Linked DNA regions of Mus musculus: region 2 is linked to region 1. The links are chromatin loops, found by intact Hi-C in ENCODE. Cell type or tissue: left cerebral cortex. All regions are shown on one strand. Links, peaks and the distances in the headings refer to the core of each region. The heading gives the core; the rest is flanking DNA.

What was found. A loop is a pair of places that touch in the nucleus more often than their neighbours do. Peaks named below come from ENCODE experiments on the same cell type or tissue, not always from the same donor. Only the 100,000 strongest peaks of a DNase experiment are listed, where the experiment ranks them.
Region 2: it touches region 1 in a loop (3.0-fold over the local background); 18 of 42 quality-filtered maps call a loop at or near these places.

The regions. Positions count from the first base shown.
Region 1 is chr2:75,678,621-75,686,957 of GRCm38, reverse strand. It overlaps Nfe2l2 (nuclear factor, erythroid derived 2, like 2), which reads left to right. Exons shown (of 5, transcript NM_010902.4): 2 at 7,529-7,795. Among named protein-coding and RNA genes, the nearest start is that of Nfe2l2, 22 kb to the left of the region's middle. In left cerebral cortex, for the core only: no CTCF peak of the experiment used is centred there; a DNase peak (open chromatin) is centred at 3,837.
Region 2 is chr2:75,778,135-75,786,471 of GRCm38, reverse strand. It overlaps Gm13657 (a long non-coding RNA gene), which reads right to left. Exons shown (of 5, transcript XR_001783382.2): 3 at 5,507-5,761. Among named protein-coding and RNA genes, the nearest start is that of Gm13657, 5.4 kb to the right of the region's middle. In left cerebral cortex, for the core only: a CTCF peak has its summit at 5,127 (motif pointing right); a DNase peak (open chromatin) is centred at 5,129.

The DNA.
Region 1 (8,337 bases), core at 240-8,239:
CCCACTTAGTCTGTACACTAATCTTGCTGTTCTTGACTACCACTTGTGTTACTACCACTTTTTGGTAAGAGTTTTAGCCATTAGTGCATATTACTTTTAAGAAATATTGCTTGCTCTTGCTGCCTTTGTGGCAGGTGCAGGAAAATTGGACTGACACAGAGGTTAGCATGCCTTTGTACAGAGACAATGTGAAAATTTGTGAGGTTTTCCTTATATTTTACAGGACCCCCCCATCCCCCCAATCATACTTGCTGGGTGGTGTCACACACTTTTAATTCCAGCACTCAGGAGGCACAGGCAGGTGGATCTCGCAAGTTCAAGGACAACCAGGGTTACACTAAAAAGCCTTGTTTTGGGTGGGGTGGGAATCATACTTTTAAAAAGTTCACAGTTTTAAAAAGTTAGCAGACCCTTTGGAAAGTACCCTAAAAGTGTCCGGGGCTCATTAAAAAGGCTTTTTTAAAGTGTTCTCTGTGGTCTAAATATAATTCAGTACATTAAATTCATATATAAAATTCCTCCGCACCACTGATAGCAGCATAGCCATGCCTCAAGAGCCAGGGTCTTTGTCTGACTGCACAGTTCTTCCCTATCTCTCAGGCCTAGGTGGATGCTCTTGATTGTTGCTATGTTTACTTAATTGTTAATTGGTTAGATCCAAAAGTGACCATGAGTATTAAATAATTTAGTTTGGGGAACCCTGAAAATGGATAAAGGAGCTTGAAGCATTGAGAAATATCAGCAGTTTCTGTGAAGAGTCTCTGATTCGAGGCCTCCCTCCTTCAGCTGACCCATCAGAGAGGTCAAGGGTGGAGGCAGCAAGGCGCGGAGTTGCCTGCCTGGTCTCCTGATTTGTTTCCCCTCAGGTGAAGTAGATGAGGAAGATGGAAGCAGTGTTCCTGAAGGTTCTTTTGGTAATGATGTGTGTGTGTTCTAACAGTAACTGAAGTGTGTTCATCAAGTGCTTTCTCTGTGTGGCTTGCTCACTCAGAATGGGCAGAGTCCAGCAACTGTATCCTAAGGATTGCTGTTCTCCTGACAGAGTAAGGGCCACCCTGCACCAGCACAGCCAGATTGTAACTCTTGAAAGCCAAGTGTGAAACTTGTGGAGAAGTCAGAGCTTGGTGGTTTCTCCACCAGGTAGGTGGGGTTACCCAGGGTTTGAAAAGTGAATGTCCTTGGTGATTTCATTTTGACCACAGAACAGCTATGCCTCTGGAGAAAGTCGGGCTTCTGACTGCCTTCACTTTCCAGCTTTGCGTAGTCTTGCATCATGTTGCAGGTTATGGGCTGCGTAATGGGTGAGAGTTCCAGTAAGCTGGCCGGGTCCTATTTCTTAGATTGAGTGAGTCATTCCTAAGAACCTTGCTTGAGAACAGGAAGCAGCCCATGGACGTTTCTGTGCATGGTAATGTAGCCTGCCAGGCTGAGGAAGCAGACACTTTCTAGCTCAGACCAAGTGGAGGATGTCTCCAGGCCTCTGGAGTGGTGCTTTCGTGACCGGGGCTTTAACCTTGCTGAGTGATTTGTATTTGGTACGAATTCAGAAATTTTTATGTGGTGAAAATCTCTAGTTGTTGATTATTGAGATAGGATTTCTGTAGGAGGAAAACTTGGGTTGGCTGGTGTTGAGTATTAATAGTCTGCCAAGTATATATGAGTTGTTTAACTAGGTCTTTCTAATATTGCTGAGGTAACACACATAAACAGCAATAGTGTACCTGATTTAGATGACTGTAAGGCCCTCTGTGACCCTACACTATTCTGTATTTTAATTATTCCGTATATTTTAATCACCTATTTCATAGTAGTAGCAGAAAGAATTAGAAAATTAATCCGTGAAAACCAAAAGAACTTGGTGTGGGGCTGACTACAGTGAGCCATAGGCCTGTCTTCTGCCTTTGGAGTCTTTGTTGAAAAGCAGATGGCATTATATTGTCTACCATGTAATGCAGTGTGGGACAGGAACCTTCGAGAAGTAAATGGGCAAATATTTAGAAATGCAACAGTCATAAGTAAGATAGATTTAAAAGACACATCTGCCTGGAGTCATTTATTACTACAAGTAATACTGCAGGTATTAATAAATAAAGTGTTTATTTATTAGGCAGTAAGACCACAGAGTAGGGCTTTGTAAATGAAGGTTAATTATGCAGCTGGTTATTCAACTGTTAAGGTTTGGGCATTCCTTCAGTGCACTCACAGACGCTGCCAGCCCTCCCCTGGGTGACTTTCAGACTGTAGAACATGAGTCTTGTTTTCTATCTGGTTTTATTCAAAAATACTTAGGCATTGTCTGTTGACAGGGGAGCTAAACCAGGTTTACTTTCTAGGTGAATAATATATATTCAGCTGGGCATCATAGGAGATATAGGATGGGCACTGTAGCCAAGTGTTCTTCACTCTCGATGTTCTAGTAACGAATGTGTGCATGAAGAAGAGAATGCCGAGAAGCAAAGGGTAAACTAAGGTGGGTATTTGGGGTGTGCGTACACCTTATGCAACCCCAGCATTTGGGAGCTTGAGTGAGGAGGAGGAGGATGCATCTGAGGTCAGCCTGACCTCCATAGTGAGATCCCTAATAAAAGGGGGTGGGGGGAGAACAAGCTTTCCTATAGAGTTAGGAGTAAAGACCCATTTTATTCTGTGCTAAATGACAAGTACAGTTTCTTATTGTTAGCGGCTTGTTGAGCTACTGTTTTTGTGGTAGTTGAAAGATGGCATAGTGGGTAAAGGTGCCTGCTCCCAACCTGATGATGGCCTTAGTGCCTGAGACACACATGGTAGAGGGAGAGAAACAGCTCCTGCAGGCTGCCCTCTGACCTCTATTTATACTCTGTGGCACATGTGTCTGGTTCCCACCCCTCCTGCTACCACCCCAATAAAAAGTAATAAAAATCCGTACTTTAAGATACAATTTTGCCGGGCGTGGTGGCGCACGCCTTTAATCCCAGCACTCGGGAGTCAGAGGCAGGTGGATTTCTGAGTTCGAGGCCAGCCTGGTCTACAAAGTGAGGTCCAGGACAGCCAGGTCTATACAGAGAAACCCTGTCTCGAAAAAAAACCAAAAAAAAAAAAAAAAAAAAAAAGATACAATTTTTAATTTCAATAATATGCCAAGGTCTCAGTTTACTGAAGAACTTTATTGTAGGGTGGGAATCATTTTAAAATCTTTTGCTAAATGTTTGTTCAAAGACTGGCTTGAAATATAATATGGCTTCAGTGTTCAAGGTCTCTGTTTATCCTTGTGCAGAGATGTTTATTTCAAAATGCCCTGACTTTGTTGTCAAACTGTACCCTTCCACGAGGCCTGTGATGGATTACCCAGACAGCAAATAATTATTACACATTTTGAATCTAACTTTTTGTTGGAGCAGATGGTGGTAGAACATGAATTGTCCAACATTCTGCTTCCTTCTGTCTCTTGCGTAAGCTAAGTTTGTAGTGGAACTTGGAGCACACTCAGGAATCCGTAAGTGGCAGGCAGCATTTGCCCCGTACACCACGAGGCTCACCCTGGCACTTAGGTTACCTACCCTTGGGCAGCTTTTTCCAGTCTAAGAAAATATCTGTTGGAGTGCTGTGCTAGCTGTTGTCTGCTTTCGGGTCGTCGTCCCCCCGTCCCCCAGACTGTTTATGTGGCCTTCCCTCCTGGGAGACCCACACGGTCAGGGTCGGACAGCTAGCTGCTTTTCAGAACTTTGGCAAGAGCAGTGTTAGTCCTCCTTAGATGCTTCTCTTCCCCGCTGTCTGCTGTCTTGTTCTTGCTTGTTAGGGGCTCCACCCTAGCATTTCCTCTGAGATGCTGTTCAGGTTTCACAAAGCAGTGGTTCGGGGATAGGTCTTTGTGGTGTAAGTCATGCGCCAGTCACGGGGTTCCTTACAGGAAATGCTGAGTGCTTTGTTCATTGCAGAAAATAGCACTTGTGCTGTGGGCCTCCCAGGCAGTGCTTTGGGTTAACAGACTTGTGTACAGTATTTCTTCCCAGGGTAATGCTTTGACTGTTTCATACAGTCTCATCCAGTCTCTGAAGCTAGGTCATTGTGACACACACTTGTAATCCAAGCTTTGGAAAGCTGGGGCAGGAGGATTGCTGTGAGCTCGAATCCATCTTGGGCTTCAGTATGAAATTTTGTCTTAAGAGGTGGGAAAAGGGGGGCTGGAGAGATGGCTCAGAGGTTAAGAGCACTGGCTGCTCTTCCAGAGGTCCTGAGTTCAATTCCCAGCAACATGGTGGCTCACAACCATCTACAATGGGATCTGATGCCTTCTTCTGGTGTGTCTGAAGACAACTACAGTGTACTCATACATGACATGAATTTTTAAAAAAACAAAAAAAAAAAAGAGGGAAAAAAGGGGGCTGGAGAGGTGGCTTAGCAGTTAAGAGCACTGCCTGCTCTTCCAGAGGTCCTGTGTTCAATTCCCAGCAACCACAAGGTGGTTCACAACCATCTGTAACGGGGTCTGATGCCACCTTCTGGTGTGTCTGAAGAGAACAATGGTGTACTCATATACATAAAGTAAATTTAAAAATCTTTAAAAAAAAAAAAAAAAGGCGGGGGAGAGGTGGGGGAAGCAAGTGCAAGGCCCTGGGTTTGGTCATCACCTCTGAAGAAAAAATTACAAAAGATAAAGTGTGCCATGCTCTTGGGCTGGCAAGATGGCTCAGTAAGAGCACTGACTGCTCTTCTGAAGTTCCTAAGTTCAAATCCCAGCAACCACATAGTGACTCACAGCCACCCATAATGAGATCTGACGCCCTCTTTTGGTACATCTGAAGACAGCGACAGTGTACTTCTGTATAATAATAAATAAATCTTGGGCCAGAGCAAACAGGGACTGAGCGAGCGGGGTTGGCCGGAGTGAGCAGAGGTCCTAAAAATTCAATTCCCAACAACCACATGAAGGCTCACAACCACCTGTACAGCTACAGTGTACTCATACACATAAAATAAATAGATAAATCTTAAAAAAAAAAAAGAGGGAAAAAATCAAATTTCAGACATTTTCCTTCTGAAACTTGTGTGGAAATCTAAAACAGCAAAATGTGTTGGGCACAGGAAGAAACTCACTGTTGCTGCATTCAGATAAGAATGTCTGAATTCAGACCTATGACCAGATCACTCTGAACATGGGCTGGTGCTATTTGATGCTAAGCAGGATCAGCGCTGGCTTGTACTCTGATAGGAAGATGTGTGCTGTTTAGGAATCCAAAGTATAAAAGTTGCTTAAAATCGGCTTGTTTTTACTTTTTAAAACTTATAAGGTTAATCGTGTGTGTGTGTGTGTGTGTGTGTGTGTGTGTGTGTGTGTGTGTGTGTGTGTGTGTGTGTGTGTAGAAGCTAGAGGTGTCAGATTTCCTAGAGCTGGAGTTCCAGGCAGTTGTGAGCAGCGTCACGTGGGTGCCAGGTCCTCCGGGCAGTGCATGGTCTTCACTGCTGAACCTTTCACCAGCTAGGTTTTAAAAAGCAGTTTTCTTTTTCTTTTGCACGCTTTATAGCACAGCTCTGAAAGTGCAGAGAACTTCCCGGACTCTATGAAGCCTGTGTGGGTGCCAGACAGGGATCACACTGGATGTCCCTGGCCCACTGGAACAATTAGATGACAGCCAGGTATGGGTGGCATATGCCTGTAATCCCAGCACTGGGGAGATGCAGGCAAGAAGATAGGAGTCAAGGCTATCTTTTTGGCACATAATAAGTTTGTGACCAGCAACCCATGAACAATTAAGTGTAAAAACCTCTTGGTGACCTTCCTGCTGGAAATGCATGCTAGGCTGTGGGGGCCACAGTTTTAGCTCAGAGCTGTTCCAGGTGAGCTGAGCCTTCCTGGGCCTTGATAAGGATCCCCCAAGGTGTTCTTTTCTGATCATGTTACAGGAAACGAAAAACAAAGACAGACTGGGATGGTTTAGGATGTGCATTGAGGGAAAGTCATCCTAGGAAACTGTTGGTGACTGAATGGGCCTGTGACTAATATACAGCACAAGGAGGTGCTCACCGCTCTCCACATTTCAGCTACCACCTAAACTCCATGCTCTAATTTATGGATGTCTCAACTCCCTTAAAATACAAAGACAAGCAGAGCAGTGGTGGCGCACGCCTTTAATCCCAGCACTTGGGAGGCAGAGGCAGGCGGATTTCTGAGTTCAAGGCCAGCCTGGTCTGCAGAGTGAGTGTCAGGACAGCCAGGGCTACACAGAGAAACCCTGTTTCAAAAAACAAGAACAAAGACAACAAAAGTACATGTTAGCATGTTTCAGAGGAGGACCTAGAAGCTTCATTGTGACACCATCCATGATTTGGGAGTAATATTCAGCTAGTCTCAGTGTTACAGCCCACCACTGTTCCATTTGTTACAAATGCATTGGCGTGGAGTTTGGTGCTTACAGCAGGTCTCCCATCAGTGAACATTTGCTAACTCTGGCTTATTTTATATTTGTGAAGAAATTTGTCTCCTTTGGTAACCATCTGTATGCTGGGGCAGGAAAGAATAATGAACACTTCTGAAGTTTTGAAGCATTATCATTTGGTGGGAACAAGAAAAAATAATTGTGTTAAAATCAACTCTTAGCATGTTTGACACTGATGATTTTAGGGTAAGTTCCATTAGAAATTGTCATCCCGTCCTTTGGCTGAGAAGTCCAGCAGACTTTGTTTTACTCCTTGTTAGTACATAGCTATAGCTGGAAGCTCGGTGTTAGTGGTGGCACACCCCAGCCCTTGGTTAGCAGCGCAGGAGCATTAGTAGTTCAAGGAAGAGGGTGGTTAGTGGTTCAAGGCCAGCTTGCGCTACATGATCCCATTTCAAAAAACAAAAACGTGCCTGGGCAGTGGTGGCGCATGCCTTTAATCCTGGCAGAGGCAGGTAGTTCTCTGAGTTTGAAGGCATCCTGGTCTGCAGAGCAAGTTCTAGGACAGCCAGGGCTACACAGAGAAACCCTGTCTCAACTAAAACAAAGCAAACCCCCCGAATATTGTTTTTTATTTGCGGATGTCTGTTTATTGAGACAGGGTTCATGGCAGACATGAGTGTCTCAGTGCATTTGCTATCCTCTCTTCTAAAGGGGCGGGGGGGGGGGGTGCGCTGGAGAGGTGGCTCAGCAGTTAAGAGCACTGACTTCTCTTCCAGAGGTCCTGAGTTCAATTCCCAGCAACCACATGGTGGCTTATAACCATCTATAGTGAGATCTGATGCCTTCTTCTTGCCTGTAGGCAGACCACTGTATACATAATAAATAAATCTTAAAAGGGGGGGGGAAGGTGTGGGAGTCTTAAAAGTATGGCAATATGCATAAGTTTAGCTATTTCTGTTGTTTTGCAGTCATCAGTGATCCAAACTAATTCGAATGGGTAGCTAGATCTTGTTGCTTTTAGCGAATATATATTGAGTGAATGGAATTGACAGTCTTCTGTATTCTCATTCAGTTTGTTTGTGTTCTTCCCCATCAGTGATAACATGTAGTGAACTAACCCGTGTGGACCATCTTAACCATGGCTTCTCCTTCCTTTTCTGTTTTAAACATAGGACATGGATTTGATTGACATCCTTTGGAGGCAAGACATAGATCTTGGAGTAAGTCGAGAAGTGTTTGACTTTAGTCAGCGACAGAAGGACTATGAGCTGGAAAAACAGAAAAAACTCGAAAAGGAAAGACAAGAGCAACTCCAGAAGGAACAGGAGAAGGCCTTTTTTGCTCAGTTTCAACTGGATGAAGAAACAGGAGAATTCCTCCCAATTCAGCCGGCCCAGCACATCCAGACAGACACCAGTGGATCCGCCAGCTACTCCCAGGTACACTCGTCGTGGTGGGAGCTAAGGAAAACTCTAGTGAGAAAGCAGACTCTCTGGAGTTGAGTTCTTGGTCTGCCATTTACTGTGTCTTTTGTGAGGAGGAGAAGTTCTCAAACTTCGCTTCTTGATAATCAGGACACAGATCACAGGGAGGACTTTGTGAGTTACAGAAACATCCTCTGTGGTGATGAAACAGCAGCAGAAATACTGTTGGGAGTAAAAGAAGTAGGCATTGCTCATTGTGGTAGGCAGGGCCCTGATTGTATGGGTAACTGACTTAACTGTGTTAAGTATGATTCCCATTTTATATTCCCATGTCTAAACAACTAAAGCATTCGCCCAGAACACTCAGAAAGAAATGAAGGGAGGTTATTGCCTAGCACAGAGCCCTGGGTTCAGTCCCCCAGCGCTGTTCGTTAAAGGGGAGGGACTAATAATTTGAACACAATCTGGTTTGAATCTATGCAAATCGATTTCTGAAATGAAACCATAGGTTATTTTATGAACAAGTCTTATTGCTCGTTGTGACCCTGTGCTTAGAA
Region 2 (8,337 bases), core at 309-8,308, 99 kb before region 1:
GGATTCTGATTTTCCCTAGTCAGTAAGTCTCTCGGCTGAATTCTTCCTAGATTTAACCAGATGCTGTTACTAAATTAAATCTTAGCTTTCACGGTAGCATAAACTTGAATTTGAAGGTTTAAGGAAAATAAATTGACTTGGATAAATTGAAGGACAGACGATAGTGCACTGGTGCTACAGTGCCTCCTAGTGGACACAACGGAGCATGGCTTTGTTTACTAAGAATGTACATCTTGTGTCTGCCCCCAGTGTCATCCTACAGGCAGTTAGAAACTGGAGGAGCCTTTGTAGTTAGCTAGATCAAAAAGAGAGAGGTATGAAGAAGGAAAAGGAGAAATGATTTGTTTAAAATCCCATGGTTGGCCAAGATTTTTCGCTCTCCATCTGTCCTTAGTTCTTCAAGAATCCAGCTTCCTTCTTACTGAAACTTGATATACCTTGGCCGGTTGATAGCCATGGGAGCCTGGCCTTTCAAAAGGAAAGCCAGAGGAGGAGTGAGTAGAGAAGTGGGAGGTGTACTGTACGGGGAGGGACCAGGGGAAGAAGAGGGGGGTGGAAAGTAAGAAGGGAGGAAAGGCAGGAGGGGGAGAGAGAGATGTTACTGCTTTCTTTTCAGCACATATAAAACAAAGGACTAAAGAAACGCATATTTAAAATCCAGTTTCTATATTCACACCTAATTCACTTCCAAACCTACTTGTAAAAATCCATCTTCAGCAAATGAATTTGTTGGGAAAATGGCCAGGCATCCATACACAGAAAGGTTCTCCATCACCATAAATTAACTCATGGTATGCTGAATTAATTGTTGAAAATTACTAGAAAATATGTTCACAAACCTGGCAAATTCAGACTATGTCACACACAAATACTCTTTCTTTCTCCTCCTCCTCCTCTTCCTCCTCCTTCTTTTTCAAGATAGGGCAACACTCACACAGCCCCCAATGGAGGAGCTAGAGAAAGTACCCAAGGAGCTATAGGGAACTGCAACCCTATAGGTGGGACAACATTATGAACTAACCAGTACCCCGGAGCTCTTGTCTCTAGCTGCATATGTATCAAAAGATGGTCTAGTCGGCCATCACTGCAAAGAGAGGCCCATTGGACTTGCAAACTTTATATGCCCCAGTACAGGGGAACGCCAGGGCCAAAAAGGGGGAGTGGGTGGGTAGGGGATTGGGGGGTTGGGTATGGGGGACCTTTGGGATAGCATTGAAAATGTAAACGAGAAAAATACCTAATTAAAAAAATCACACACACAAATAAACAACTTCTGCCCTTGAAGCTGCCAGAAATATTTTTCAAAGAAATTAAAAAAAAAAAAAAAAAGATAGGGAAACACTATTTATCCTGGGACTAGCTCTGTAGACCAGGCTGGCCTCGAACTCACAGAAATCCACTTGTGTCTGCCTCCACAGTGCTAGGATTAAAAGCATGTGCTACCACCAGCTGGCAAAGACTTCCTTTCAAATGACCTGAATTTAACCCTGTTTCTTTAGTTTTCTTTTATAGAGTCATAACTGAATTATCTTGAAAAATGACTATGAAGCATTGAAAAACATCGGTGTAAACCAACACCTATTCTGAAACATAACCTTTCCAAAGGCTGCAGAAGACCAAGCCCGGGGATTAGAACAGAGATGGCCCCAGAGGGTGCTCTCACATCAATCCAGTACCGCGCATGCAAGTCTCGAAATCTCAGGAAAACTGCCCCCCCCCCACTTTGGCAGGTCTTAGTTTCAGATGATGAAAATCAGAGGCAACCGAGCACAGAGGCCCAGACATGTAGACTCAGCTACTTGGGTATCAGGAGGATTGCTTGAGTTTATGAGTTCAAGGTCAATGTGGGCTATTGAGAAAGACCCCCACTTCAACAACAAAAAGAATACGCAAGCATTTTCTAAAATTACTCTGCTCCAAGATCAGATAAACCAATAGTTTTAGGACCAGGAGTCAAATAGAACTGAATTAGAACCTGCTCCTGTCTCCTCACATTACTGAACACGCAAGTGTCTCTGAGTTGCTTCTTTATAAGATGAAAATAGCACATTTCCCTCGTAAGGGATGATATTTTCTACCAGCCTCATTAATATCTAAACAATCAGGTATTATATGATTATGATATTATAATCTTGAATCAAAAAATGTGAATTGCATATTTCTTTCCCTAAAAATAGCAGAAAAGCTATTGCAGAAGAAACATTAATATTATTTACTTGATGCTGAGGTGGGGAGGACCACAAGCGTGAGGCCTGCCCAGGCTACATAGTTCAGGCCAAGCTAAAGCTAAAACAAAACAAAACAAAACAAAACAAAACAAAAAAACCCAAGAGCTAAGTACGGGGCTCAGCAGCAGAGCACTGCAATGTACATAAAATTGCAGGATTAACACAATAGATATTCATAGTCACATAGTCATTGGCATTTAAACCTTCTAAACTGGGGTGAACTGCTCTAACAATGGTGCTACTATAACCACCTTCCTGTAAGGCTGCCTTCCACGGAAGAATGTGGCCTTGCTCCACAAGAAACAAAGTCCCACTGTTCCAGTTACAATGAATAAATCTGGTAGGATGATCATTTATCTATCTAAGAAATCTTTGTATGTAAACGTATCACTCTACTTACTCCATGGTGCAACAAAGGCTCTTGCTCTCTCAGCTCTGGTCTCCCTCCCACTGGGCCCTTCGTGGAGTTAGTAGACTAGATGTATTGGAAGTAGAGAGACCATCTTACAGCATGCTCCTTGGTGCTGATAGAGTGTGTCTTATGTTACCGATGAGCTTACTGTGTTTCATCTGGACATAGCAACTGTCAAAAAGAAACCCATCCCTGCTAGGCGTGGTGGCGCACGCCTTTAATCCCAGCACTCGGGAGGCAGAGGCAGGCGGATTTCTGAGTTCGAGCCCAGCCTGGTCTACAAAGTGAGTTCCAGGACAGCCAGGGCTACACAGAGAAACCCTGTCTCGAAAAACCAAAAAAAAAAAAAAAAAAGAAAGAAAAGAAAAAAAAAAAAAAAAGAAACCCATCCCTACTGCATTCCTTCTGGGGGTGGGGGGGACGTAGTTAAGGACCCACACACTGATAGTTGGGTAGTCACAGGCCGGCATAGTTGGTGTCTTACAGATACAATGCAACTGGAGATTTTGTGACATTGCCAACCTCACAATGTAGCACAGCACATTCCATCCCTGTCATGACATTGTTGGAGTAGATACAGCCACCATGCTGTTACACTTATGAAAGTACAGCACAGTTATGTACAATACAGAATGCTTCCTAAGGACAATAAAGGAACACAGTACCCACATGTGCGTTGCTAAGTTAGTGTTTTTGTCTTTATTTTAGAGTGTGGTCCTACGTACTAAGAAAAGTAAAACAGAAGAGGTTGGAGAAGCAGCTCCGTCGGAAGAGCACTTGCACCAAGCTCGGCATTCGACCTCAGCACCACATAAACCCAGTGTGGTGGAGTCCTGTAATCCAAGCATCCAGGAGGGAGATGCAGGAGAATTCAAGGTTGGGTCTGGAGAGATGACTCAGCGGTTAAGAGCACTGACTGCTCTTCCAAAGGTCCTGAGATCAAATCCCAGCAACCACATGGTGGCTCACAACCATCTGTAATGAGATCTGACGCCCTCTTCTGGTGTGTGTGAGCTACAGTGTACTTATACATAATAAATAAATCTTTGGGCTGGAGAAAGTGGGGCCAGAATGAGCAGGGCTAGAGCGAGCAGAAGTTCTGAGTTCAATTCCCAGTAACTACAAGATGGCTCACAACCATCTGTACAACTACAGTGTACTCATATACATAAAACAAACAAACAAATAAATCTTTTAAAACAAAAAAAGAAACTCAAAGTCATCTTCAGCTACATAACAGGCTACGTGAGATCTTTTCCAAGAAATAGAGAAGGCAGGTGATGATTTGTCTCAGTGATTAATCATGCTTGCTGCACAACTCTGAGGACCTGGGTTCAGATCCTAGCACCCATAGAACAAGCCAGGCATTATTGTATGCGTACATGTAACCCCAGGGCTGTAGAAGGTAGAGAGGGGAGACTCACTGGAGCCTATTAACTGCCTATGTAGTGAGAAAAAATAATAACCCCCAGGTTTATAAACAGACCCCCACACACGCAGAATAAGGTAGAGAGTGACAGAGGATGCCTAACAAACACCCTGGTCTGGGCCCCTCATGCATGAGCAGAGGCACAACACAGACCAGATCAAAAGGAGTTTACTTAAAAGTTTGTCATGTTAGGCCAGCAGCAGCCTCCTGATGCTGCATTTACAGTTGCTGGTTGCACAAGAGGCCATGTCATAGAGTAAATTAGCTCATACCATTGAGGCTTACGAAAGCACACTCAACGATACGCTCACAAAGATGTATCCCTGTTGTTAGTGACCATGGTTACAGTCTTTAAGCCACTCAACCCCAAAACAAAGCTTCAACAATGTTTAGACAGAGAGGAGCAGGAGAGCTGAGGAAGGGCTGGTCTGTTTGCACATGGTGTGCATGCAGCAGGCCAGCTTCTCTTGCCTGTGGGAACAGTCCTTGAAGTGTACACAGGATATTTCCCATCGGTTCTGTGAAAGGCAGGAGGCTCCAAGGTCACTGCTTGCCCCGTGTTTGATCTCCTCAAGTCCACAGTGCACACCAGTAATTTAAAGGTTGTAAAGAAAACGGCTCAGTACTGCTCTCCCTAGCAAAACATATTTGACCAACGTGCTACCTATAAACACCCCACAAAATGAATAGGTTCTGAGGCTATGGACGTCAGGAAACTGCCTCTCTGTGTTGAAAGGCTCCATCCTCTTCTCCATTCACCAAAATCCAAGTAAACAAACAAACAAACAAACCACCTCATCAGAAAGTTTCATGATTTTATGTCTATAAGAGGTGTCCACCGGAGCCCTCGAAATGCCGGAAGTGCTGATATAAAAGCCCATAAGTGGATATTCAAATCCTGCCTGTAACTGAGCCAGATGGAAAGAGAGGAGAAAAACATAAAGTTGGAGCCAACAAAGTGTAGTGATTCTTAGAGTTTTGTACAAATGTTTCTTTCCAGTATTGGTTTTCACTTAATTCCATCTGGGGACTTACTTCATGTCCTTCCAATTGTCTCCTCTAGATGGCAATAGAGGTGAAAAAAATGCCGGCAGGTCTGGGTTCTCAGTAGAGTTCAGTGGCAACAAACGGCCATAGACCACCCTTCTCCAAACACATGCCTGCTTGTTTTGTTTCTAGACAGCATGTGATTATATAGCCCAGGCTGGACTTGAATGCATCGACATCCACCTACCTCTGCTTTTGCCTTCTGAGTGCTGGGCTTAAAGGTGTACACCACCATGCCTGACCAACAAGGTTTTGTTTTGGTTTTTGCTTTTGTTTTTCCCTCAAATAGATCTAATCACATAGCAATGCAAATGATTATTGATAATGGATGAGGGAATTAACCCCCTCCCCGAACCCCCTTCCCCATGCATGTGTCTCCCACAGGCTTACGATGTTGTCTGTATCTTTAAAATAATGCTAGCTGTACTCTCCTCAGGTCCTGTGGCATGCTGGTTACAGAGGCATGGTGATTTGTGTCCTTCCTCTGGGCATCTGATACGGCCCAACTCCAAACCACCTGGTTTGCTAACGTGTTGGCTTCATTTAAGATCCGTGACAATGCTAGGTTGGATCCTCTTGTCAGCTGATGCTTGGAGCCAGCTGTAAACTGGTCCCTGTACCATCAGGAGCTGCACCGAACTGAAGCTGGGGAAGTTAGCAGAAAGGTAACACTTCATTAAAAGTGTGCAATTTACGGTTGAATTAATAAAGCAGGAGAAAAGGAGTGGAGCGGGTCCAGAGAGGAGACCTTTATGCTCTATATCAAAGCCCCACTAGGGATATTTTAAAAGCCTTACCCTTCACTGCTTCATTGAATCTCATCATTAGACAATAAAATGGGGTCTACCAGCAAGATGCTCTCCACAGAATCTGCTGACAGGGAAAAACAAGGAGGCCAGTCCCCGTAATGGATGGCATTTCAAAGGCCATACAGTGCTCCAAAGAACTCTAAATTGTCCATGTGTAGTGAGCTGGACAGGGGCTAAAAGGTGGCCCATACCTTCAACGTGGTAAAATGAAACATCTCTGAGGGGAATTAAAAAAAAAGTATAATCCATAAGTAAAAGTAAAAGAGGCAGGCGGATTTCTGAGTTCGAGGTCAGCCTGGTCTACAGAGTGAGTTCCAGGACAGCCAGGGCTACACAGAGAAACCCTGTCTCGAAAAACCAAAAAAAAAGAAAAGAAAGAAAAGAAGTGAATATCAGTTCATATATTCTTTAACTCAATTTTGATCTCTCTCTCTCTTTAATTAATTTTGGGGAAAGGAAGGGTTGAGGGTTGTGACAGTATTTTATGCAACCCAAGTTGGCTTCCTATTTGCTGTGGAACCAAAGTTGACTTTGATTTCCTGAACTTCTGCCTTCACCTCCCTAATATAGGACTATGGGTATATACCAGCACACCCAGTTTCTTCCTCCTCCTCCTCTTCCTCCTCCTCCTCCTCCTCCTCCTCCTCCTCCCCCCGCAATCATTCCAGGAAATTGCTATTAACATCACACCTGTCCTTAGATGAATACCTACAGTAATTAGTGTGTGTTGAAATCGGTTAATATTACGGCCAATTGGCCTGACTCCCTTTCCCAAGCCACTCCTGGTGCTCCAAGATCTCTATATACTTTCCCATGGGCTCTGAGCATAAAGACAAAATCGGATTCTAAAGTGAACAGGACGAGGAGCACGGAGATACATGCTGCACACTGGGTAGGAGCAGGAGCCTGGAGGACAAGCCGCTTTATATTTGCTGTGTAACCAAAGCAGTGGGATCACACCCAGCCTGCATGCCTCTTAAGGACAATAATACCCTGAGCTGCAAGCCAATGGTCCTTAGCACCAATCGACCCAAGAAGTGTGATACACACAGGGCAAAACTAAGTCCCAGGAGGCTTGGATGCTCTTCCTGACTAGCTATCCATGTGTCCTGCCTAAACCATCATTCCCAGATCTCTGTTATCTTTAAATGTGTTCAAGAAAGGTCCTTCCAGAGCTGTGGTCCTTCATTCCTCTCTGGTGCATGATAATATAAGAAGAACCAGATATTTGAGGGGCTAGAGAGATGGCTCAGCAGTTAAGAGCACTGGCTGCTCTCCCAGAGGATACGCTTTGATTTCTAACACCCACGTGGCAGCTCACAACTATCTGTAACTCCAGTGTCAGATGATCTGATCCCCTTCTCTGACCTCTTTGGGAACCAGGCTTACACAGACACACAATAGGCAAAACACTCATATACATAAAATCTAAGAAGAGAGAGAACCCAGGCAGAGTAGTACATGCCTTTAATCCCAGCACTCAAGAGGCAGAGGCTAGCCTGTCGCTGAAGAGTTCACGTCAGGTGGCTGGAGATATGGCTCAGTGGTTAAGCGCAATGACTGCTCTTCCAGAGGTCCTGAGTTCAATTCCCAGCAACCACATGGTGATTCACAACCATCTGTAATGAGATTTGATGCCCTCTTCTGGTGGGTCTGAAGACAGCTACAGTGTACTCATATAAATTAAAAAAAAAAAAAAAAAAAAAAAAAAGAGTTCACATCAAACCTGGTCAATAGAGTGTGAGTTCAGGATAGCCCGAGCTGTATAGTGAGACCCTGTTTTGGGAGTGGGGTGAAGGGGGGAGGAAGGGGGAGGAGGAAGGGGAGAAGGAGGGAGGAGGGATCGATATTTAAGAGAGAAGTGTGGTATGTAGTTCAGTGGCAGAGGGCTTGCCTAGCATGCAACACTTCTCTCTTAAATATCGATTCAATCCCCCAGCACCATCAACGAACAATAAATATAACAGATAATTGGCTTCCAACTTTGGTTCCTGGCACACAACTCCAAAGCCCATAAAGGCCCCAGAGTGTGGAATGCTAATGAAAACCACTGGGTGCTGGAGGCCCCCAACTAGCTTCAGGATAGAGACGGATCCATTTCTCATTGCTGGAACCAAAATAATTTAAGGAAGGAAGGGTTTATCCTGTGGTCAGTTTGAGGGCATTCGGTCCATCATAGCCCAGAAAGTATGGCGGCAAGAGAGCGCGAGATGCATAGTCACATTGCAAAGTCACATTGCTTCTGGTACTCTGCTTGCTGCTTCCTTTTTCTCTCTGTGCTCAGGCTGAGACAAGGGGTGACCGTCATGGACTTCGGGCTGGGACTTTGGAAAAGCCTTGACAGACTTGTGCACAGGTGTGTCTCTAGGTGAGCCCTAATGCAGTCAGAGTTGGTAAGGAAAACTGACCACC